Linked DNA regions of Homo sapiens: all the other regions are linked to region 1. The links are chromatin loops, found by intact Hi-C in ENCODE. Cell type or tissue: sigmoid colon. All regions are shown on one strand.

The links. A loop is a pair of places that touch in the nucleus more often than their neighbours do. Peaks named below come from ENCODE experiments on the same cell type or tissue, not always from the same donor. Only the 100,000 strongest peaks of a DNase experiment are listed, where the experiment ranks them.
Region 2: a loop joins it to region 1, with 10 times the contacts of the local background. A loop is called at or near these places in 17 of 110 quality-filtered maps.
Region 3: a loop joins it to region 1, with 5 times the contacts of the local background. A loop is called at or near these places in 22 of 110 quality-filtered maps.

Annotation. Positions count from the first base shown.
Region 1 is chr1:186,675,655-186,683,654 of GRCh38, reverse strand. It overlaps PTGS2 (prostaglandin-endoperoxide synthase 2), which reads left to right and starts at 3,232. Exons shown (of 10, transcript NM_000963.4): 1 at 3,232-3,416; 2 at 4,217-4,333; 3 at 4,454-4,597; 4 at 5,251-5,394; 5 at 5,825-6,006; 6 at 6,739-6,822; 7 at 6,942-7,188; 8 at 7,471-7,757. The coding sequence starts at 3,365. PACERR (PTGS2 antisense NFKB1 complex-mediated expression regulator RNA) reads right to left here and starts at 3,001. Exons shown (of 1, transcript NR_125801.1): 1 at 2,209-3,001. RefSeq lists an enhancer at 4,882-6,081. In sigmoid colon, CTCF peaks have their summits at 691 (motif pointing right) and 3,328; a DNase peak (open chromatin) is centred at 3,174; H3K4me3 peaks cover 5,856 bases; H3K27ac peaks cover 1,050 bases.
Region 2 is chr1:186,980,204-186,988,203 of GRCh38, reverse strand. The region is part of intron 17 of PLA2G4A (phospholipase A2 group IVA); the gene reads right to left. Among named protein-coding and RNA genes, the nearest start is that of LINC01036, 110 kb to the left of the region's middle. RefSeq lists an enhancer at 2,817-3,318. In sigmoid colon, CTCF peaks have their summits at 36, 246 and 2,096 (motif pointing right); a DNase peak (open chromatin) is centred at 4,643; H3K27ac peaks cover 340 bases.
Region 3 is chr1:186,602,543-186,610,542 of GRCh38, reverse strand. No RefSeq gene overlaps it. Among named protein-coding and RNA genes, the nearest start is that of PTGS2, 74 kb to the left of the region's middle. In sigmoid colon, a CTCF peak has its summit at 4,624 (motif pointing left); a DNase peak (open chromatin) is centred at 4,592.

The sequences.
Region 1 (8,000 bases):
TTTGAGAAAAAGAAAGGAGATCAGTGTTTTATAAAACTTAGAAATAGATTTTTTAAGTGTTTCTTCATTGACTTATGTGAAAGGACTTTTCTTAATTTAACAAATTATGTGCTTTCGTTTATAGCCTCAAAACTTCTTGTGTAGCTAAGAATGGGTAAATAATCAGGCTTTACTAAAGGACTAACGTAAAGATCTTCTGTAAGTAACATTTCTGCTACTCAAGGAAGAGATAAACTTCATGGCATAACCTTGCCAAAGTATACTAAGAATAACCCTGACACAAAGCTCTTTTTTCAGCCAACATGCCATGAAAGAAAGAAGACAAGGGGTGATCTCCACTCTCTAAGTGAACCACTAAACCCACCAAAGAAGAAACGAGGGAAATAGAAAGAGGACCCTTGCCTGAGATAATGGATCTGTATGTATGAGTAGTAGAACCCTGCTCAAAGTACAAGGAAGGGAAAAAAAAGTTAGTTTATTTGGAATTTTGGACATTAAGAGTCTTTATTGTTCATTTTCTTTTAACTCACATGAATGGCTTATCACTTCAATTAATAAATATTTCATTTCTTTTCAACATATTCATGAAACAAATCTGAAATGAACAGTGCAACATGTGAATGTTTAGAACATTATAAAATTAAACACAAAATCTGTCTGGCAATCTTCCTAGCATCTTAGGAAAAAAGTTGACAAAATTTCAAGCAGCAGAAGGGGGCAGTAAAACTCAACAGAAAGCTCTGGAAGATTTTTAAGATTCTTCCTTATTTTCTTTTCATGTAGATTATTTCCCAACAAATTTCAGACGCTAATAGAAATTTTGTACAACAGATCCATATATTTGCCTAAAATAGACACAGAAACATTGAATATATGCAAACATGAGAGCTATAAGTTTTACATGATCAAACCTTTTTTTTATGGTACACAATAGTCACAGTACTTTTCCATATAAAACAGGTTTAGTGGTCTTAATTTAGTTTGGCACATTTAATACACTCCCATGACCAGCATCCCAAATGTACCTATCCGTTTTATTTTATTGTCTCAGAATTGTCAGTTATTTAATAAATTATGTAACTTTTTTCCTTATGCTCAGATTTGCACTTCTTTCTAAAACTCTGCCCATCCTTAAAGTCCCAGATTCTCCTTGAACTTTTTTTTTTGACTTTCCAAGTACATGGAACTCTTCACTCTATCCTGCTATATAAGTGACAGAATTTCCACTATGGGATAGATGGAGTTCAATTCCTTTGAGTTTAAAATAATCTAAATATAATTATTCCTTATGCCCTGTTTTTCCCTCACTTTTGTATCCAAATCTCTTTTCAGACAACAGAACAATTAATGTCTGATAAGGAAGACAATGATGATGATCACTTCAAAATGAATTCAGGATTGTAATGTAAAATTTTAGTACTCTCTCACAGTATGGATTCTAACATGGCTTCTAACCCAAACTAACATTAGTAGCTCTAACTATAAACTTCAAATTTCAGTAGATGCAACCTACTCCTTTAAAATGAAACAGAAGATTGAAATTATTAAATTATCAAAAAGAAAATGATCCACGCTCTTAGTTGAAATTTCATGTAAGATTCCATGCAATAAATAGGAGTGCCATAAATGGAATGATGAAATATGACTAGAGGAGGAGAAAGGCTTCCTAGATGAGATGGAATTTTAGTCATCCGTGTCTCATGAAGAATCAGATGTGTACACTAAGCAAAACAGTTAAAAAAAAAACCTCCAAGTGAGTCTCTTATTTATTTTTTTCTTATAAGACTTCTACAAATTGAGGTACCTGGTGTAGTTTTATTTCAGGTTTTATGCTGTCATTTTCCTGTAATGCTAAGGACTTAGGACATAACTGAATTTTCTATTTTCCACTTCTTTTCTGGTGTGTGTGTATATATATATGTATATATACACACACACATATACATATATATATTTTTTAGTATCTCACCCTCACATGCTCCTCCCTGAGCACTACCCATGATAGATGTTAAACAAAAGCAAAGATGAAATTCCAACTGTCAAAATCTCCCTTCCATCTAATTAATTCCTCATCCAACTATGTTCCAAAACGAGAATAGAAAATTAGCCCCAATAAGCCCAGGCAACTGAAAAGTAAATGCTATGTTGTACTTTGATCCATGGTCACAACTCATAATCTTGGAAAAGTGGACAGAAAAGACAAAAGAGTGAACTTTAAAACTCGAATTTATTTTACCAGTATCTCCTATGAAGGGCTAGTAACCAAAATAATCCACGCATCAGGGAGAGAAATGCCTTAAGGCATACGTTTTGGACATTTAGCGTCCCTGCAAATTCTGGCCATCGCCGCTTCCTTTGTCCATCAGAAGGCAGGAAACTTTATATTGGTGACCCGTGGAGCTCACATTAACTATTTACAGGGTAACTGCTTAGGACCAGTATTATGAGGAGAATTTACCTTTCCCGCCTCTCTTTCCAAGAAACAAGGAGGGGGTGAAGGTACGGAGAACAGTATTTCTTCTGTTGAAAGCAACTTAGCTACAAAGATAAATTACAGCTATGTACACTGAAGGTAGCTATTTCATTCCACAAAATAAGAGTTTTTTAAAAAGCTATGTATGTATGTGCTGCATATAGAGCAGATATACAGCCTATTAAGCGTCGTCACTAAAACATAAAACATGTCAGCCTTTCTTAACCTTACTCGCCCCAGTCTGTCCCGACGTGACTTCCTCGACCCTCTAAAGACGTACAGACCAGACACGGCGGCGGCGGCGGGAGAGGGGATTCCCTGCGCCCCCGGACCTCAGGGCCGCTCAGATTCCTGGAGAGGAAGCCAAGTGTCCTTCTGCCCTCCCCCGGTATCCCATCCAAGGCGATCAGTCCAGAACTGGCTCTCGGAAGCGCTCGGGCAAAGACTGCGAAGAAGAAAAGACATCTGGCGGAAACCTGTGCGCCTGGGGCGGTGGAACTCGGGGAGGAGAGGGAGGGATCAGACAGGAGAGTGGGGACTACCCCCTCTGCTCCCAAATTGGGGCAGCTTCCTGGGTTTCCGATTTTCTCATTTCCGTGGGTAAAAAACCCTGCCCCCACCGGGCTTACGCAATTTTTTTAAGGGGAGAGGAGGGAAAAATTTGTGGGGGGTACGAAAAGGCGGAAAGAAACAGTCATTTCGTCACATGGGCTTGGTTTTCAGTCTTATAAAAAGGAAGGTTCTCTCGGTTAGCGACCAATTGTCATACGACTTGCAGTGAGCGTCAGGAGCACGTCCAGGAACTCCTCAGCAGCGCCTCCTTCAGCTCCACAGCCAGACGCCCTCAGACAGCAAAGCCTACCCCCGCGCCGCGCCCTGCCCGCCGCTGCGATGCTCGCCCGCGCCCTGCTGCTGTGCGCGGTCCTGGCGCTCAGCCATACAGGTGAGTACCTGGCGCCGCGCACCGGGGACTCCGGTTCCACGCACCCGGGCAGAGTTTCCGCTCTGACCTCCTGGGTCTATCCCAGTACTCCGACTTCTCTCCGAATAGAGAAGCTACGTGACTTGGGAAAGAGCTTGGACCGCTAGAGTTCGAAAGAACTCCGTGGATATTCCAGCTTTCCCACAAGCACTGATCATTATGAGCCAGTTACTTAACCGATCTGAGACACTCTCACCTCCTAAATAGGGATAGATGATACTAATTTGCAGGTTGTCATTATGATAAGACAGGATCTGATCAATATATGTGAATTGTTTATATTTGGAACCTTTTTATTGAGTGGAAGAAGTTGTTTTAAATATTCTAGTCAGTTCTTTCCTGCTCCCAGGAAAGCCCGGATTATGTTTTAAGATAAGCAAAATGTCTTAAAAGTAAGCTGTTTTACTTTGAATTTTTCCCTAAATGTTGATTAGTGTACTAGATCCATTTTAATTTGGAAAGTGAAGTGCTACTTATTTGAACTTCTTAAAAATGCTAATTTTAACATCTAAAGAGTTAACTAAGAAAAGCTTAGTAACATGATGTACCAAGTTGAATATGCTGTTATCCTTATTTAGAATAGAAAATTGGTATTTCTACGTTTTATCCATTCTAAGGCAGGTTAAAAAATTGTATTTCCATGACTACCTATATATTTCTTGAATTTATTATTGTAAAGTTGATTCATAGTCAAACAATTAAATGTTTAAATTAAGATTAAGACACTAGAGAATGATTTATTTGCTGTCCTTTAATTGCAGCAAATCCTTGCTGTTCCCACCCATGTCAAAACCGAGGTGTATGTATGAGTGTGGGATTTGACCAGTATAAGTGCGATTGTACCCGGACAGGATTCTATGGAGAAAACTGCTCAACACGTAAGTTTGTCCTTTGGTTGCCTCATTAGGAGTGGGGCTGGATACAGTTATCATTGTATAGATTTGTGTCTTATAATGAGTCCCATTAATTTCTCCCTCCCTTTCTTCGTCTTCTTGCAGCGGAATTTTTGACAAGAATAAAATTATTTCTGAAACCCACTCCAAACACAGTGCACTACATACTTACCCACTTCAAGGGATTTTGGAACGTTGTGAATAACATTCCCTTCCTTCGAAATGCAATTATGAGTTATGTGTTGACATGTAAGTACAAGTGTCTTTCTAAGGTTTTTAGCCTTCTCAAAGAAAAATATGCTTTATAATACTGTAAGCCTAATCTAAAAACATATTTCCAAGCTTATCAAAAAGACTTTAAGATAGCTTTTAAGTTTGCCTTCCATCTTAATCGCCAAAAATATTGACATTTAGTCCCATCCAGTTTATACAGTCTGCTCACAACTCTGTATACCTCTTCTAACCTTTACTGTTTGGTCAGTTTGTGGAGGTAGCATGGTCCAGCTGTTTATTGAATGCCCATGGGCCACAGAATTGTTCTGAACATGTAGCACCCATTAAAATAAATTTGGATTTGGATCAGCAAGAAAATAACTTTCCATGATTCTAAAGTGGGTGCCATACTCAGCCATTCCTTTCATAGGCCTCTTGGATAGTGAGCAGATGGCTACCTGAAAAATCAATATTGCCAGATTATAATGTGCAGAGTATATGTATTTTATTAAAGATGTATTTCAAGTGGCCATTAGACTATAAAGTGTAGTTGTTTAAAAATAGATTTTTTTTATTTTGGAGTTACATTCAACCTCAGGTGCCACTTTCCACATTTTACAATAAAAATAATGGTTGATTTACTTAACAAATGAGAATAAATAAAACATTTTTTTCTTTGAAAATTTCAGCCAGATCACATTTGATTGACAGTCCACCAACTTACAATGCTGACTATGGCTACAAAAGCTGGGAAGCCTTCTCTAACCTCTCCTATTATACTAGAGCCCTTCCTCCTGTGCCTGATGATTGCCCGACTCCCTTGGGTGTCAAAGGTGAGTAAGAAGAATCCATTAGAGATGTATTAACTATAAGACGGGCTGCATTGCTGCCAAAAAAAAAAATTGACCTTAGACTACCATTTATTTATTAACAAAAGCAGTTTTTACTTTTAGCATGGTTATCTATGGGTATTTTTTAAAGTATGAGTCTATATAAACTATTATGTAAAAGCAAATGAGCGTCTTGGTATAATGTCTTAATATTTTCAAATTATTTCTTTAGAAATGAAATAATTCTAATTAAAATAGATAAAATCATTCAGTAAGAAGTTGTTCCACCATATCTTAGAACTGTTGTTTATATTATGATCCTATTCACAATTGTAATTCTCATATAAATGAAGAATTCTTGGTAGATTGACAGTCACCATCTCCTTTCTTGAATACATAGATGGATTCTTACCTTAGCTTTCTCATTTTTCAGGTAAAAAGCAGCTTCCTGATTCAAATGAGATTGTGGAAAAATTGCTTCTAAGAAGAAAGTTCATCCCTGATCCCCAGGGCTCAAACATGATGTTTGCATTCTTTGCCCAGCACTTCACGCATCAGTTTTTCAAGACAGATCATAAGCGAGGGCCAGCTTTCACCAACGGGCTGGGCCATGGGGTAAGATAGAGTTAATATCTTAGAGTTAGTAAAATTATACCAAATCATAGTCAAGGGCTAACATTAAAGGAGATATACAGATAGATAGATCCAAATAACTTATCCACTTTTTTTAAAAAGAAGTCTTATCTATAAAAACCTTAAAGGAATTTTCCATTTACTTCACTGGTCTAGTAAAATTATACACACACACAGACATGCACACACATATATAAACATTCACACACATACATATGTACAGGTATTGTTATTTGTAATTTGACCCTTGTATTTTTTAGTTTAAAATGTTAGTACTGCAAAATGTTATGTCCTCAAAAACACATTGTACCATGATTATGCCGCTTTCAATATTGTAAAGTGAGGTTTTTGCCGCATTATTATTTTTTGGATTTCAATAGCATAGCTTCAAGTTATTCGTAAGAATTTTTTATAAATAATACATTTTTATACTTTTTTATAATTACCATATCATCATAGTGAAGTATATAATATATATGATATAAGCTCAATATAGTATATTAATTCCGTTAAACACAAAGACATATCAGTTTGTAGCTTTGGTGGATAAACAAATTAATTTAGCAATTCATGGCTATGAAAAATGTATATTTTATTTAAAAATTTTAAAGAAAGCTAAATGATCAAATTATTTAATGATGAATTATATGATAGACACTTTATATAAGAAAAACTTCAACAGCAACAAATTAAAATTTTTTCATCATTTTCTAGGTGGACTTAAATCATATTTACGGTGAAACTCTGGCTAGACAGCGTAAACTGCGCCTTTTCAAGGATGGAAAAATGAAATATCAGGTATGCTTCCTTTGACTATTAAGACTTAGTTATTACCGCTTATACCCATATTTTAAAATCCCTAAAAATGTGTTCCTTAACTTTTTAACTGATGTTTATTTATTTATTTATTTTTTTAGATAATTGATGGAGAGATGTATCCTCCCACAGTCAAAGATACTCAGGCAGAGATGATCTACCCTCCTCAAGTCCCTGAGCATCTACGGTTTGCTGTGGGGCAGGAGGTCTTTGGTCTGGTGCCTGGTCTGATGATGTATGCCACAATCTGGCTGCGGGAACACAACAGAGTATGCGATGTGCTTAAACAGGAGCATCCTGAATGGGGTGATGAGCAGTTGTTCCAGACAAGCAGGCTAATACTGATAGGTAAACAAGAAAATGATTTATATAAAACCCTCTTCCCCAGGGAAAATTAGTGTGCTATCTTTGTTATGTTTTGAGTAAATGACAAGATGTGGTAAATGAAAACTCACACATTCTATATACATTAAATATGTAAGCATGACTGATAAAATAGCTATCTTTTGATACTGACAAGGAAGAAAACAGAAATGAAGGAATAGCAAATTTTAAAAATTGCATTCCAGTTGCTTGAAAGCTTGTGATCAGATGCAATAAATGTTTTTATTATTTATTTTGTGCAAATAGGAGAGACTATTAAGATTGTGATTGAAGATTATGTGCAACACTTGAGTGGCTATCACTTCAAACTGAAATTTGACCCAGAACTACTTTTCAACAAACAATTCCAGTACCAAAATCGTATTGCTGCTGAATTTAACACCCTCTATCACTGGCATCCCCTTCTGCCTGACACCTTTCAAATTCATGACCAGAAATACAACTATCAACAGTTTATCTACAACAACTCTATATTGCTGGAACATGGAATTACCCAGTTTGTTGAATCATTCACCAGGCAAATTGCTGGCAGGGTAAGCATTATTATTGAAAACCAAAACAAAAGACTAGTCAGTAACTTTAGAATTTCTGCCACGGAAATTATTTTTCTTAAACTTACTAAAAGAGTAGTTAGTTATATTGCTAGTAAAATTATTTTATTGATATAAGAAGCCTAACTTTGTTTGAAAAGTCTAAACTTTTAGTCTAGTCTACAGTTGTCAGACAAATAGCAAATTGTACCCCTACCTTAAAAATATTTTCAAAAAGTATCTATA
Region 2 (8,000 bases), 300 kb before region 1:
TCTTGTTAAGCTTATATTCAGCTACTGTTCCTTCCCTCACCAGGGAAAGAAGGATTCTGGAAATGTTCTAGATTTTATGCTGATAAATTTGGGAATAAAGTGGTAGCATGGTAAAATTATGTTGGTTCTGCTCTTTGCCAAAAGGGGGATAACAGGGAAGAAACAAGTAATTACTAAATCTATAATTTATGTTCTTTATAATTAGTGGGCAAGTAGAAAAAGACCACCAGGAAAGTAAAAGCTTTTCCTAGTGGAGGAAGAAGGCATTGCTGGAGAATTGCCTTCCTTCCTCAACTGAAACAATACAGTTATAAAACATGAGCCTCCTCTATCTAGGAAACATCATGCTCTGTGATTTCATTGGTGAAAATGAATTACTACTTTTTATTCAGCATACATATATCCAATATATATTCTTTACATATACCCATGTTAATGGTAACCAGAAGAAAACACAGGAAACTACAACCTCTAAGAACTGCTATTTCAACTGTCATACACTGGTTTTGGTATGAAGTTAACCTAGTTAGAATTTGGGGAAAGAAGAGAACATTCAGAATTTGGTAGATGCAGTTATTGAAGAGCAGTGGAAATGGGCTTTGGAAGAAGGCCTGAATAGTAAATCTTGTCTCTGCTTCTGCTTCAGAACCTTGTTAAAATCAGGAAGACTCCATTTCCCAGGACAGTCCTCATTTCATCTCGATGACCAATGAGATAGATGTTTCTGGGCATCAGGAAACCGAGGCAAGTCACAGAGTTATTCCACAATTCCTTTTATTCTCTACCTCAGGGATTGTTAAGCAACATTAAGGTACAGTCCACGGGCTTTTCAGCCCCTTGCCACAGGTAGGAATACTTGGCAAGTCTGATCAGTTTAGGACGCTATGGCCTCCTCTCACTCACAACTGCTGTGGCCCACTTGGCCTTGGAGATGCATGCTCAGAGGGATTCTCCCATTACCACGTGCAAGCTCACTGGGCAAGCATGGCTCATTGCCTGAAGGAGATCATGTTTGCACCACTTAAACATGTGAGATCTAAATGGTGCAAACATGCAATTATTTTTCTGTGACTTTATGTCCCAGACACCCAACAAGCAAGGCTCTCTATTCTCTAATAGTAACTTTAAAAACGCAGTCAGATTTTGGAAAAAGGGAGCTATCACAGGAATGTGGTTCTTTTATATGCCTTATTTTAAAACGTAATATATGTAATTATCTTCTCGGGAAATGGGCTCAAACGTGAATGAGTCCGTTAAGGTAAAGCTGATATTTGCTGATCCCACTTTTCTTAAGAATAGGGAAACATAATTCTGTGATGACAAAAGATGCTTCAGATCTATGAAGGAGACTTGGACCAAAGGCTACCAGGCACAAACACTTCTTGGCTGTGTGAGATGGAGGGCAATTAGTGTCAATACTTGAGCCCATTTCTTCTTCTTTAAAATGGAAATAATGTACTAATTTGGGGTTTTGTGGGGATTGGAGATCATTTCTATAAAGTGCTTGGCACAATACCTGGTACATAAACATTCTACAACAGCTGTTACGCTTGTTATTTTTAAACTGACAATATGTGATGAAAATTGGGAACTCTAAATTAGAAGTGAAGCTATAAAGTTTATAAGAAATAAACACACCAGGTGTGTAGCCAAGAATGAGCTTATTATATTGTGTAAGTCAGCAAATCGTTTCTGCTATTCAAAGTATCCTACTACATCTTCTTTTAAAAATCTCCCTGCCTTTCTAGAGATCTATATCAGCAAATTTATCAATTGGTTTCTCCTTCTCACAGAAATCCATGAAACATCAACCCTCATTGCATAAAAGTGTCCAAATAAAATAAAAACCAACTATTTGCTTTCTAAACACCTAAAAAGCTTTAAAATAAAAAAGACCATACAAAAAATTAAACTGACAATGATTGCTGCTATCAATTCCCTCATAATGAATTCTTGAGCATAAAAAAAATCAGCAATATCAACATCAGGAACTAGTGGATTTATCGTAATTGGACCTCAGCTGGTGTTCCTAGTGAGCAAGCCATTCTGATAAAGGAAAATGAACACTTCCAACTCTGAAAACCCCAAGTTAGAATGTGCAAGTTGATCCACTAGGTGGCATATTAACACCATGAAACCATTAACCAGGTTTTTCACATTACTGCGGAAAATACCCTGTTCTTGGGAGTTACAGTTCTGTGATAGAAAAAATCAAGCCCAGTATTAGATCAGTTACTAAATTCAAACCTTTTGGCATCCTACATGATACAACTACATATATTCAAAAAGGCATTATGTTAAATTTAAACCTTTCTTTTCATTATTATACAAGAAGTCATCTTAAATGGTGTTTGTATCTCTTTCATTCTTCCCTGAAATTCATTGGGATTCCAAATCCTTCCCTTCAGTGTTATCCCAGCAAAAGCCCTCATATCTCAACCTTCTCCAGCCTCACCACCTATCCCATGTCATCTTTCACTTGTGCCATTCAGTAGCCTCCTATTGTTGAACCAGATCTCTTAAATCTTTGCTAATGAAAGCAGAGAATAAGAAAAACAAGCATGTAAAATGTGATCCCCCTTCCACATAAGAAACAAATTTGTAGAGGTGAGATTATAAGCAATCTACAAACAAATATTGAGTTATCACAACAGAAAATAAAAAATAAGCCCAAGAGAGAAAGTTAAGTATATTTTGTTAGAGAAGTAAAAATTACAAATATAGGAGAACATGAGAAGATATTTAGGTGTAAAATTACTGTGAATTTGCTGGATAATGCCTGCCTTTTCAATAAAAACTGAAATGTCAGGAAGGCAGAAAGTTCATCAGGCTTGCATTTTTTTTTATCCGAGCGCTTAGAACATGGAAGGTACATAATAAATATTTGCAAAATTAATAAATACACAGAAGGTGCTCACTAGAGGTTGATTGACACAGGGCAGCATTCAGTTCAGAGGAACAGTGAGACCAGTTGAGTTAAAGGACAGGCAGGGTTTTTAAGTGGAGCAGAAGACTGGGCATTCTCTGTAGAAGAATAACCATATGAAAAGACTGAGGATGGGAGGCTGTGGCATTCGTCAGAGACATCTGGGAATTCATTCTGGCCTGGCTAGAATGAAGGCTGTGTTTGGGGAACACTAAGAAATAAGGCTGCTTGAGAGACAGGTGGTTCAAAAGTAAGGAATGAAGGAGAAAAGACATGCAGCCTCATCTCAGCTCCCCCACATCATCGTGACTTCCAGTAACCTGCCTAAGTAATCCATGACTCCATTTCCTAACTTATAAATTAAAACCCCACCTCATAGGCTAGTCTTGAGTGTTAAATATTTGGGGGAAAATATTTGGCTTATATGAAGCACTCAAAACTTTTAATTCTTCTTTCCATGCTGTACCCCTAGTTTCTAAAACAGTTTCTGGCACACTAAACAATAAATATGTATTGAATTAATAAATAAATGAGACCAGAAAGAGATCATAGGCAGCATTAAAAATAGATGAGTTATGGACTAATATATTAGGCAATAATACATAATAGTAAGCTTATAAATTATTTTTAAAAGATAGAACTTTTACTTGTACCTACACACCCTTATCAAGATGAAGAAATATCAATGAATTAATGAATTAAGAAATGAGTACCAGTATTTCTGGATATGGATGTATCCTCATTTTAATTAACATTTAATGTTTAGCACTTTGTAGAATTATTTAAGAAAGAAAAAAGCTCATTACTTTGCATCATTGGCATATGCTGAATAATGTGACACATAACTGGTTCTAAGACTATGCCTATCAAATTAATAATTTGAATAAGTGAGACTGGGAAACCATATATTTTCCTGTGATAGCAAATTAACAGGTCCTAGAAAAGAAATCTCAGAAGACATATTCCCTCCAGATCGAAGTGATGGTTTAAGAGTAGATAGAGTATGCAGCCATACTACGTGGGCAGGCATGTACTATATACAAATTCCCCATGGTTGGGAACTCTGCCTCCATCCCACCAAGAGCACCTTGTATCCTGACACTTGCTACCCACAGTAAGTCAATGAAATTTTAAACACCCATCATGAAAATTGTACTGCATATTTACTTTAGGTGTCAGGCATTGTGATCAGTATGTCTACAGAATACAAGGTAAATAAAGCAAGTCACTGTTCTTAAGGGGTTTATAATTAAAAGCCAAAAACTATGAACACTAATAATTATATTAGCTGCTTCAATTTACTGTCTATTTCATGCCAAGCCCTTAAGTTATATTATTCTACTTAATCCCCATCCTGATCCTACATGATATATACCATCGTTTCCCTTTACAAAATAGGAAAGCAAAATTTAGAAAGGTTAACCAATATGCCCAATGTCACCCAGCCAAGAGGCCGCAGAGCAAGGATTTGAATACCCAATTTGGTCAGACTCCAATGCCTCTGCATCCCACCCCCGCCCCGCCGCCATCACATGTCTACCAGTGTAAGTCACTATACGTTAAGTTTTTGAAGGAAAAAAAATTGAAATACTACTGTAATTGTACAAGCATTGAGACAATGTTCAGTGAAAAGGAATTTGGGAGAATTGAGTAAGAGCAGAAACCTGATGCTATGAGAAACCCAGGCCGCTGTCATGACGTGAGCAGAAACAGAGCAGAAGTCCTCTAAAGATAAACTGAAATTTAGCTTTGGCAAAGCAGGCAAGCTAGAATCTCTTGATAAAATGAAGCAATAGGAGGGTGCAGCTGGCTGACACAGCATGGCCTCTTCAGAGCAAAAATTGAGGTCAGAGTGAATTGAAGAGGAAACGTTGCCCTAAGCCACAGTGGTCACAGTTGCAAAGTTGAAAACTGTTGTCTATGTAATTGGCAGAGAGGTAACTTTGCATTGTAAGAGTTTATATTCACAATGTCCATCCACCGTTTACAAAGAACTCTGATGGTCTACAGCAGTAAACATATGCTGTGTTGCCGAAGTGTGAATCGGTACCCTACTCTATTCAAATGGTGTGGGAATGAGAGAGTTAGCTAATTCAGCAGAGTTTTGTTGCTCTTTAAGTACCATCATTTACAAAATTGTGATTCTGATAAAAATGTGTTTTCTTTTCTTTTCTTTTCTTTTTTTTTTTTTTTTGAGACAGACTCTTGCTCTGTCACCCAGGCTGAAGTGCAATGGTGCGATCTTGGCTCACTGCAAGCTCCACCTCCCTGGTTCACACCATTCTCCTGCCTCAGCCTCCCTAGTAGCTGGGACTACAGGCACCTGCCACCACGCCCAGCTAATTTTGCTTTTTTGTATTTTTAGTAGAGACGGGGTTTCACCGTGTTAGCCGGGATGGTCTTGATCTCCTGACCTGGTGATCTGCCCGCCTCAGCCTCCCAAAGTGCTGGGATTATAGGCGTGAACCACGGCGCCCGGCCCCAAAAATGTGTTTTCTTAAAGTGGAGAAGAAGGGAGTCACTAAGGCAAGATAAAATGTCAGTGAAAACTGAAAATTTTATCTGTTTATGAAACACACACACACACACACACGCACACACACACAAAGAGGAGTTACTTGAACATGAGTCTCAATGTTCATATAATTCAGGAAAAAGCCTACCTTCATTTGTTCATTCAGAAAATATATACTGACTGCCTAAGCTGGCATTACCTGTACAAACTTGTCTATGTTGTTAACCTGAGGCATTTGCAAAGGTCTTTGGGTGTAATCCCCATGGACCTTCAGGGGTACAAGATAAGGACATGTATAGGTAAGGTTCTCATTTATTGAGCAGCTTCTGTAATCATGCATCACCCAATTAAACATTCACTACTACAATTATTATAGATCCTACCACACCTGTTTCAGAGACGAGGAAGTGGAGGCTCAAAAAGTTTAAGCAGCTTATTCAAAGTCACATGTAAGAGATTTAAAGATGATATAACGCCCATGACCTTGTCTGTACATGCTGTGCCAGAAACTGTAGCAGAAGCAATTAAAAACTGCTTAATTCTCAGAACTAAAGGACTTGGAGATACAGGAAAGATTGCCCTTTATGGCTAATGCTTTTAGCGTCAAGTTTAAAGAATATTTCCCAGGGTCAAAGTCATAAAGATACTCCCCTGTGTTGTATTCTAGAAGCTTTGTTTACTTTTATACTCAGATCTACAGTCTATCTGATATTGGCTTTGTTGATAATGTGAAAGAGGTACATTTAATTTTTTCCTTTGTGAATAATCATCTGATCACTTTTTTTATTACAGATAGTCACAATTTATTCAAGGACGATTTTATTTAGTGCTACTGTCTGTCCTTGGACAATGTCATGTTTTCTTAATGTTATCTTGCTGTCTTTCTATTTGGTAAAGTAAGTCTTCTAACTTCGCTTTCTTTCTTCAAGATGAGTTAGCCTACTTTGGTCCTTTTCACTTTCATATTATTTTTTAATGAATTTATCAATCTTCTTATAAAAACCTGATGGTATTGTTACTAAAAATGCAGGGGAAATGGGGACTTACTAGTTAATGGTTACAGAGTTTTAGTTTGGGAGGATGTAAAATGTTCTGGAGATAGATGGTGGGGTTGGTTGCACGATAATGCAATGTACTTAATGCCACTAAACTGTACACTTAAAAATGGTTAAAATGATAAATTTTATATTTTGTATATTTTATAACAATAAAAAGTGAAAACATATTTTTAAAACTGCTAAATTAATGGTTTCTGAAGAATCAACATTTGATGAGGTGTATAGGTCGGGACAGTTGTTCTGGGATTCAGTCTATTTTTGTTCAGGCACTAACTTTTACATCTATGTGTCAAACAAACTACTTTGAAGAATGTTTGTAAAATATATAAATAAAACTGTATCATTCCTTATTGCAAATTGTTTAGCAGACTTTATATAAACTAGAACAGCAAGACAAATGTATTTGGTTAAGATACACATATGTATATCTACTCCCAAGTCCAACATGGTATTTGTATATTCCTACAATCTGTTTTTTCCATTTGAGAAAGACTTATCAAATTTAATACAATTCATCCCAAGGAATGTGTAGTTTTGAGTTTATTGGCTCATACTGGAAAACTAGGGTGACTGTGATATTAATTCTTACCTCTGTTTTAGTAGCATGAGGTTTTATAAAATGCAACTAACTCTATTTTGAGAATTTATGTTCACTCCCTACAAATCAGAGATTAATCATTTTTTCTCTTAACCTTTCAATTTTTGCCATCACCATAGAGATAATGTATCACGTGGATTTCAGATGTCCACTGCTTGAAATATTTTTTCTAAAAAGGAAACAAATCTATGGAGAAAATGACATATGCTATATATTTTGATAAGCATTTTTAGATGAATTATCATCTATTTGTAAATGAAGGCTGAAAAAAAGAATTTTAGAGTTGTAAGAATCAAGGCTTATTGGGGAAAATTTTACACATTTACAAAAATTAAAGATATTAATTAACAAATATATTATGGTGCAACTGTGATGATTGCATACAGTTGATATTACTAGTCTCAGGCCAAACGAAACAAGCAAGCAAACTAGATGTGTGGAGTTCTATTAGCTCACAAAATCTAATTAGAGCCCATATAAACAGAACACTCATTCACATATTCTGAATTCCTTTGCGCCATTTACACAGTCACCAAAAAGACTGGTAAATCAGACATGATGCCTTTCCTTCTCCATTTAATTTCTTTTTTTCTGTTTTTCTAATGTACAAAATCCAATTAGGCCACTGAACTTAAGCTTTTACAACTGATAATCATTTGTCAGACACTATGATTTGGAACCACAAGTCAATGATTTCAGTTACAGAATAGTGTTCCTATATGGTAAGTTAAAAATGAAAGAATTTCACCTAGACACAGAATCTTAGCAGAAGATACACTAATGATAGGAAGGATTGATACTGAAGACAATGATTTGTTTCTAAAGCAAAGCATACTTGACATCTCAAAGGCTAAAAATTGGAAAGGCTGGCCGGGTGCGGTGGCTCACGCCTGTAATCCCAGC
Region 3 (8,000 bases), 73 kb after region 1:
GAAGGGATCACTTGAGGTCAGGAGTTCAAGACCAGCCTAGCCAAAATGGTAAACCCCTGTCTCTACTAAAAGTACAAAAATCAGCTAGGCATGGTGGTATGTGCCTATAGTCTGAGCTACTTGGGAGGCTGAGGAACAAGAATCGTTTGAACCCGGGAGGCAGGGGTTGCAGTGAGCTGATATTGCGCCACTGCACCCAGGCAACAGGGCAAGACTCTGTCACAAGAAAAGAAAAAGAAAAATCAATGAGAAGTGAAAAATGCAAGCTATGCCCCATACCAAGGACAATAGAACCGGCATGCTCCTACTGCTCCCCTCTTACTTTGCCTGAATATGTCTAATACATTCTATTCCTGAATATTCACAGTCTAGTAACTCCGTCTGAATTGCTTTTTGTGTGTGTGTGTGTGTCTCTGAAAAAGCAGTCAAATTGCTCCTTTATAAAATAAAACTACCTGAAAATTCAGGAGATAATCCCTGAGTCACTTACATTCTCTGGACAAAAACAGGGCTTAGGCTATAAAGAATTTCCCAATCCTAGGGAAGACCCTCAAAATTTTCTCAAGAATTCAGTCTTAATTGGAACCTATGACTCCTGGATATCTACCCTCTATTAACAAATGCACATGTTGCTGGGACCTGAGGAAGCCCCAAAACGGATGTAAGAAGCAGAACAGTATTCTCCTGAGAATGATATCAAGGACCCAAAAAGCCCCACCTCATTTATTTATGAGCCAAAGCCTTAAACATCCCAAATGACCTTTGAAAACTATTCCTGATGTGTCCCCCACCCACACTGACTGGTCTATATCATCTAGGCCTGCAGGTAAAAGAAAAATGTGTCTGTTATTGATTTTAAAATTTGCTTGGAAGCCCTATTTCTCAAGGTATTCCAGCTTCCACCAAACTGATGATACAATCCAGCCAGCCCTAGCTGCCTTTTTTGAAATGCGCTCCTCCTGGAGATTAGCAGACTCATAAAAACAAAACAAAAGATAGGATGGGAGGCTACAAGACCAGCTGAACTAATAATTATAGGTGAACATTTTGAAATGATCTGAGAATAAGATAAGAAACAAAAGGCTTCTAAATTAATATCCTAGCAATTATAACAATTTCATGGCAACCAGCAAACTGGAATGACTTTTGGACCTGCCCCAGGGCACTTTTCCAGTATGCAACTCCTAAAACAACCATTTCCAAAAAATTGTTGCTATTTGTGCTAACAACTGGGACACTGCTAAAAGTCCTGCCTCCAAAGATTTTTTAAGGGAAGCCCCAGAATACAGGCTGCCCACCCTCTGATAATAATCTCCATGTTACCAGTGGACAGACAGACCTCCAAGGGAAGGTCCAGTAAGCTTCTGCCATTTATTCATTTGAAAAATCAAGGGGATACACAGATAAAAATTAATGAAGATTTTTTTTCCAATCTTAGTTGACACCAGAGCTACTGGTTCCAGCTTAAACACTACTTTTATAGAATAACTTCTCCCTAGTAGTAAAACAGAATTTCAGTGGTGGGGTTTTCAAATCAAGTTCAAAAGGAATTCATGTCTTATGCTACACAAACGACTCTAGACCCTTTCACTGAAAAATATTCTCTTTTGTTGTTTGACACAGCTCTAGTCAATTTATTGGGCAGAGACCTTCTGTCTAAGCTAAAAGGTCTGATATGGTTTGCCTCTAGTGGAGATGTGACTCTGGAATTTTCTGACCCACCTGAGCCAGATCTCATATGGACTTTGCGGTCTGTCCTACACATAGAGGAAGAGGACAGTCCACAAAATGCCCCAGTCTAACTGAACTACCCAATTGCTATGAGCCACATTAAATACTGACCTTGGAAGAATAAAAAGTGCAGAGCACTCAAATTCAAGTAGACCTCACTAAACCCCTTCCTCAATTACTGCAATACCCGTTAAAGCCTGAGGCCGTAAAAAGTCTTGTCCCAGTGTCAATGATAGAAGACTTAATTGCTCAAAGATTAATTATTCCATGTAGCAGCCTTTGTAACACCCCGATTTTACCTGTACAAAAACCTAATGGATAAGGATGGCAATTTGTTCAGAATCTAAGAGCCATTAACAGGATAGTTATGCTGTTTCCCAGTGGTTCCAAACCCTAACGGTCATTTGTCACAAGTTCCCCCAGATTCTAAATGGTTTACAGTTGTAAACTGTAACATGTTCAGCCTTTCTTTAACATTCCAGATGACTCTGACAGTCAATCCTGTTTGCTTTCACCTGGAATAATCAACAGTATTGGAGGGTCATGTCTCAGGGGTTCATTGAAACCCCCTTCTATTTCTCTTAAGTACTCTGTCGAGACTTGAGCATCCTCCAGTCTCCTAGAGGGTTGACTCCTTCAATACACCAATGACATCTCACTTTGTTCACTTACTAAGGAGGCATCCCAGCAGGATTCCTTCTATTTATTATAGCAGTTAGCAGAAAAGGGACTTAAGGTCTCCAGAGACAAATTACAAGTATCAATAGATGCTGTTCACTATTTAGGACATGATCTGAGTGCCGCAGGCATCCAGATCTGGTGTCTGCTAGTTAAGCTTTCCCAGGAATTTCCTAGGTTGGTAACTAAGAAGAAACTTTCCAGGTTCTTAGGTTTAATTAGATGTTGTCATCAAGGGGTCTCTAGTTTTCCCCTCTTAGGGTCTTTACTGTATGAACTCACTAAACACTTAGTCCCTGAACCCCTTTCTTGGGAAGAAAAACATGAACCAGGACGTTGTAAAATTAAAACAGGCATTATAAAAACTCCCTGCTTTGGGATTGCCCAGTTACTAAAAACATTTCACCCTATTTGTACCTGAAAGAAATAATCAGGCCTTGAGAATCCTTGCACAAGAACATGATAATAAGCTTAGCCCATTGCCTCTTGTAGTGCTTGATTAGACTATTGCCAAAGCGTCTGTGGATCTAACCTCAGGTAATAATGCTTATCTCCACATATCACACAAGGTGAAAAGTCTTCTCAACTCTAACCTTACCCAATATCTTTCTTTTCTTTTTTTTTTTTAATTTGTGGTTAAAAAATAGACATATAATTTTGTATCTTAACCATTTTAAAGTGTACATTTCAATAGTGTTAAGGGTATTCATGTTGTGAAACACATCTCAATAACTTTTGTTTTTATCTTGGTTTCCTTATATTTGTTCTTTCGACAAATATTATTGAGCAGTTAGAATATACAGGCGCTGTTCAAGCACTGAGGATAAAGCATTAAACAACTCAGAATGAGATATAAGATTAGACCTGTTTATTTCACAAATCTGTTTTTTGAGGTTAAATTGAAACAATGCATGTAAAATTTATGAAGTATATCAGTAGTTCTCAAAATTTGGTCTAAGGGCTTTTTTACACTCTTAAAAATTATTGAATACATTTTAAAATGCTTTTGCTTATGTGGGATGCACTCACACAAACTTGTGTATATATATTTACTATACTAGAAATTAAAATGAAATATTTAAAATATATTTTCTAATTCATTTAAAATAAAAATAATACATTTATTGCATGTTTGTATAAATAACATATTTTTAAAATACTATATTTTATTAAAAGCATTTACCTAAACAAAAAATGTTTAGTAAGGCTGGATGTGGTGGTTCATGCCTATAATCCCAGCACTTTGGGAGGTCAAGGTGGGAGGATTGCTTGAGGCCAGAAGTGCTAGGCTAGACCATAGTAAGGAAAGAGAAAAAGAAAAGAAAGAGGGAAAGAGAGAGGGAGGGAGGAAGGAAGGAAGGAAGGAGAGAAAAAGAGAGAGAAAGAAAAAGAAAGAAAGAAAGTAAGCTTAGTGAGAGGAGAGGCATTGTGATGCATTTTGTAAATCTCATTAATGTCTGGCTTAATAAATGACAGTTGTATTCTCAAGAGTGATGTCGTCAAAATGGGAGAATAGAAATAATCTAGCTTCAGTGTTCCCCACAGAAAACCAAAAACAACTATCCAGTACCTAGATTATCATCACCAGTAACCAAGAACTGGGCCTTTTGATGATTTTTGAGACCACAGAAAAGTGAAAAACTACAAGCAGAAAGTAAGAGAAATGAACTTCAGTTTCTTTGATATGCCTCCCCTACCTAAGTTGCCAGGCACTACATGGAAAAGTCCCCCTAGACTTAGGGTTTCACCAATGGAAAAAGTGAGATCAAGGCAGGCAAGACAGCAGGCTTCCCCACCATCTTGGGTTTCTTAGCAGGACTGCCATTTCTGCCTCAACTCAAGAAGCATCACAAGTGCCTGTAGAGAGAAATATCCTAAAGGCGGCTAGACTGAAAAAAAAAAAAAAAGAGAGAGAGAGAGAGAGAGTGGAGAAGGGATAGCAATCCCAGGGTGCAAAATGTAGGGCTGCTCTTCAGCTCAGCAAAAAGAGACACCAAACCAGAAGAGCAGTTCAGCAGCACCGGGCTCTAGGAGGCATTCTTCATGGGTCCTCAGGACACAAAACTCTACCCAGCCTCCACACACAACCAAGGAATCTCCTTTGGGACTCCTCCTGCCACACAGCCCCCCATCTGACACAGGCAGTTCTCCAAACTTTTTTGAGAGCTGTGGCAAACTTGGACTTAGGGCACCATCTAGTGCCAAAAAGGAGGCAGCAGTCCGGGGCTAAGGGAACTCAACATGCAAACCACACAGAACCTCTAAACATGCATAGCCTAGAAAGACCAAAGCAATCCAGACAGTGAAGACTGGAATCAATAGCTAAACCTTTAGTGCAAAGACAGAAATGTAAATCCGTAAGAAACAACAGCAAACAGGAAACCATGACCTCCCCAAATGGACAAAGCAAAGATCCGGTGATAGGCAATGGAGCAATGGTGTGGGCTCTCAAATCAGGAATTCAATATGGTAATTTTGAGGAAACTCCGTGAACTCCAAGATAACAGAGAAAAACAATTCAGAAATTTATCATAGAAATTTAACAAAGAGATTAGAATAATTTTTAATAAGAACAGAAATCCTAGAACTCAGAAATACTTTGGCTGAACTGAAAAATTCATTGGAAGGTCTCAGCAGCAGAATTTATCAAGTGGAAGAAAGGTTCAGTGAGCTTGAAGATAGGGTATTTAAAAACACACAGGGAAGAAAAAAGAAAAAATAATTTTTAAAAAATGAAATATGCCTACGAGGTCTAGAAAACAGCTTCAAAAGAGCAAACCTAAGGGTCATTGGCATTTAAGAGGGAATTGAGAAGGAGGCAAAAGGTAGAAAGCTTATTCAAAGAGATAATACAGTAACACTTTCCAAACCTAGAGAAAAATATAAATATGCAAGTACAGAAAAGTCAAGGATTGTCAAGGATTATAAAGGATTATAAAATAGATTCAACCCAAATAAGACTACACCAAGGCATATAATAAACAAACACTCAAAGGTCAAGGTCAAAGAGAGAATTCTAAAATCAGCAATAAAAAAGAAGCAACATCATATGAAAAAGCTCAAGTTCATTGGGCAACAGACTTCTCAGCAGAAATCATACCCAGGAAGGAGTGAGATAATATATTCAAAGTGCTTAATGAAGAAAACTGCCAAATGATAATACTGTATCTAGCAAGCTAGCCTTCAAACATGAAAAATAGATAAAGACTTTCTGAGATAAATAATAGTTGAGGATATGACTTACCACCAGACCAGTCTTACAAGAAATACTGAAGGGAGTTCTTCAGTCTGAAAGGAAGCTAACATGCAACAGGAAAACATCAGAAGATATAAAATTCACTGGTAAAAGTTAGTATAGAGACAAATTCAGAATATTCTAATACTGTAATTGTGGTGTGTTAATCACTCATATCTTTAGTATGAAGACTAACAGACAAAGCTATCAAAACAATAATAACAACAAAATTTTGTTAAGAAAGATGCAGTTATGAAAAGATGTAAACCGAGAGAATAAAAAGCCAAAATATGGGGAGGTGGAGTTAAAGTGCAAAGTTTTTAAGTTTTTCTTTGTGTTTGCTTCTTTTCTTTACTTTATGATCAAAGTGAAGTAGTTATCTGCTGATAAAAAACTTGTTATAACTATAAGATGATTTTATAGGCCTCGTGGTAACCATAAAGCAACAATTTATAATAAATATCCTAAAAATAAAAATAAGCAATTAAAACATACTACCAGAGAAAATCACTTAACCACAAAGGAAAACAGTGAGAGTGGAAGAAGGGAAAAGTTACAAAACAAAGAGAAAACAAGTAACAAAATGGCAGTAGTAAGTCCTTATTATCAATAATAACATTGAATATAAATGCAATAAATTCTCCAATTAAAAGACATAGACTGGTTAAGTGGATTAGGAAACAATACCCAACTATATACTTTCTATGAGAAGCTCACCTCATATATACACACACACATAGACTGGAAGTAAAGGGATGAAAAAAGATTTTCTGTGCAAAAATGGAAGCCAAAAAAGAAAAAAGCAGAGCTACCTATACTTAGATAAAATAGGTTTTAAGGCAAAACCTGTAAAAAAAGACAAAGAAGTTCATTACATAAACAGTAGTAAATATATATGCAACCAATATCAGACCACCCAAATATGTAAAGTAATTATTAATAGATCTAAGGAGAGAAATAGACTATAATACAATAATAGTAGGGGACTTTAACAACCCACTTTCAATGATGAACAGATTATCCAAACAGAAAATCAATGCACATGTACCCTAAAACTTAAAGTGTAATAATAATAAAATAAAATTTAAAAAAAAGAAATTTGAGTTAAACTACACTCTACACCTAATGGACCTAAGTAATATTTTAAGAACATTTTCTCCTTCTGATACAGAATATGCATTCTTCTCAACTGCATGTGGAACATTATTCAGGATAGATCATATGTTAGACCACAAAACAAGTCTCAGTAAATTCAAAAAAGTCAAAATTATATCAAGTATCTTTTCTGGCCACAATGAGATAAAACCAGAAATCCATAACAAGAACTTTTGAAACCTAACAAATATATAGAAATTAAACCATATGCTCCTGAATGACCAATGGGTCAATGAAGAAATTCAGAAGAAATTTTTGAAAATTTCTTCAAACAAATGAAAATGGAGTCACCTCATATCAAAACCTATAAGACACAGCAAAGGCAGTACTAAGAGGGAAGTTTATAAAAATAAATGTCCATGTCAAAAAAGTAGAAAGGATTTAAATAAACAAGAAAATGATGTATCTCAAGAAACTAGAAAAGCAAGAACAAACCAAACCCAAAATTAGTAAAATGAAAGAAATAACTATTGTTATTGTTACCTATATATCAAACCTTCACATGTACCCCTGACTCTAAAATAAAAGTTAAAAAAATTAAATTTGACTTCACCACTTAAAAAATAATAATAAAACAATAAAAGTACAAACAAGTGCAAAGAAATAAAGGGTGGAAAATTACAAGGTCTAGGAAGGGAAACGAATATCCAGATTTATGAAGTCTTCTAATAGATTGACTCTAAAGTGGCCTATACTAAGAAACATTATAATTAAATTATACAAAGTCAGAGACAAAGAGAATGTTGAAAACAGCAGAGAAAAGTAACTCATCACATATAAGTGAACCCCCACAAAACTATCAGCAGAAACCTTGCAAGTCAGTAGAGAGTTTGATGATATATTCAAAATACTAAGAAAAAACTGCCAACCATGATTACTCGACCTAGAAAAGATGTCCTTTAAGAATGAAATAGAGACAAAGACTCCTAGAAAAAAAAATTAGGGAGTTTCTCACCATTGGACCTCTCATTCAAGAAGTATTAAAGGAAGTTGAATTGAAATTAAAAAATCCTAAACAACAACATGAAAGCATATGAAAGTATAAATCTCATTCATAAAGGTAAGAATAAAGACAGAGTATTGTAATACTGTAATGGTAGCACACAGTTTTTAACACTAGTATATAAATTAAAAGACAAAAGCATTTCACATAAGTATAACCACAGAAAAATTGTAATGGAGACACAATATAGAAAGAAGT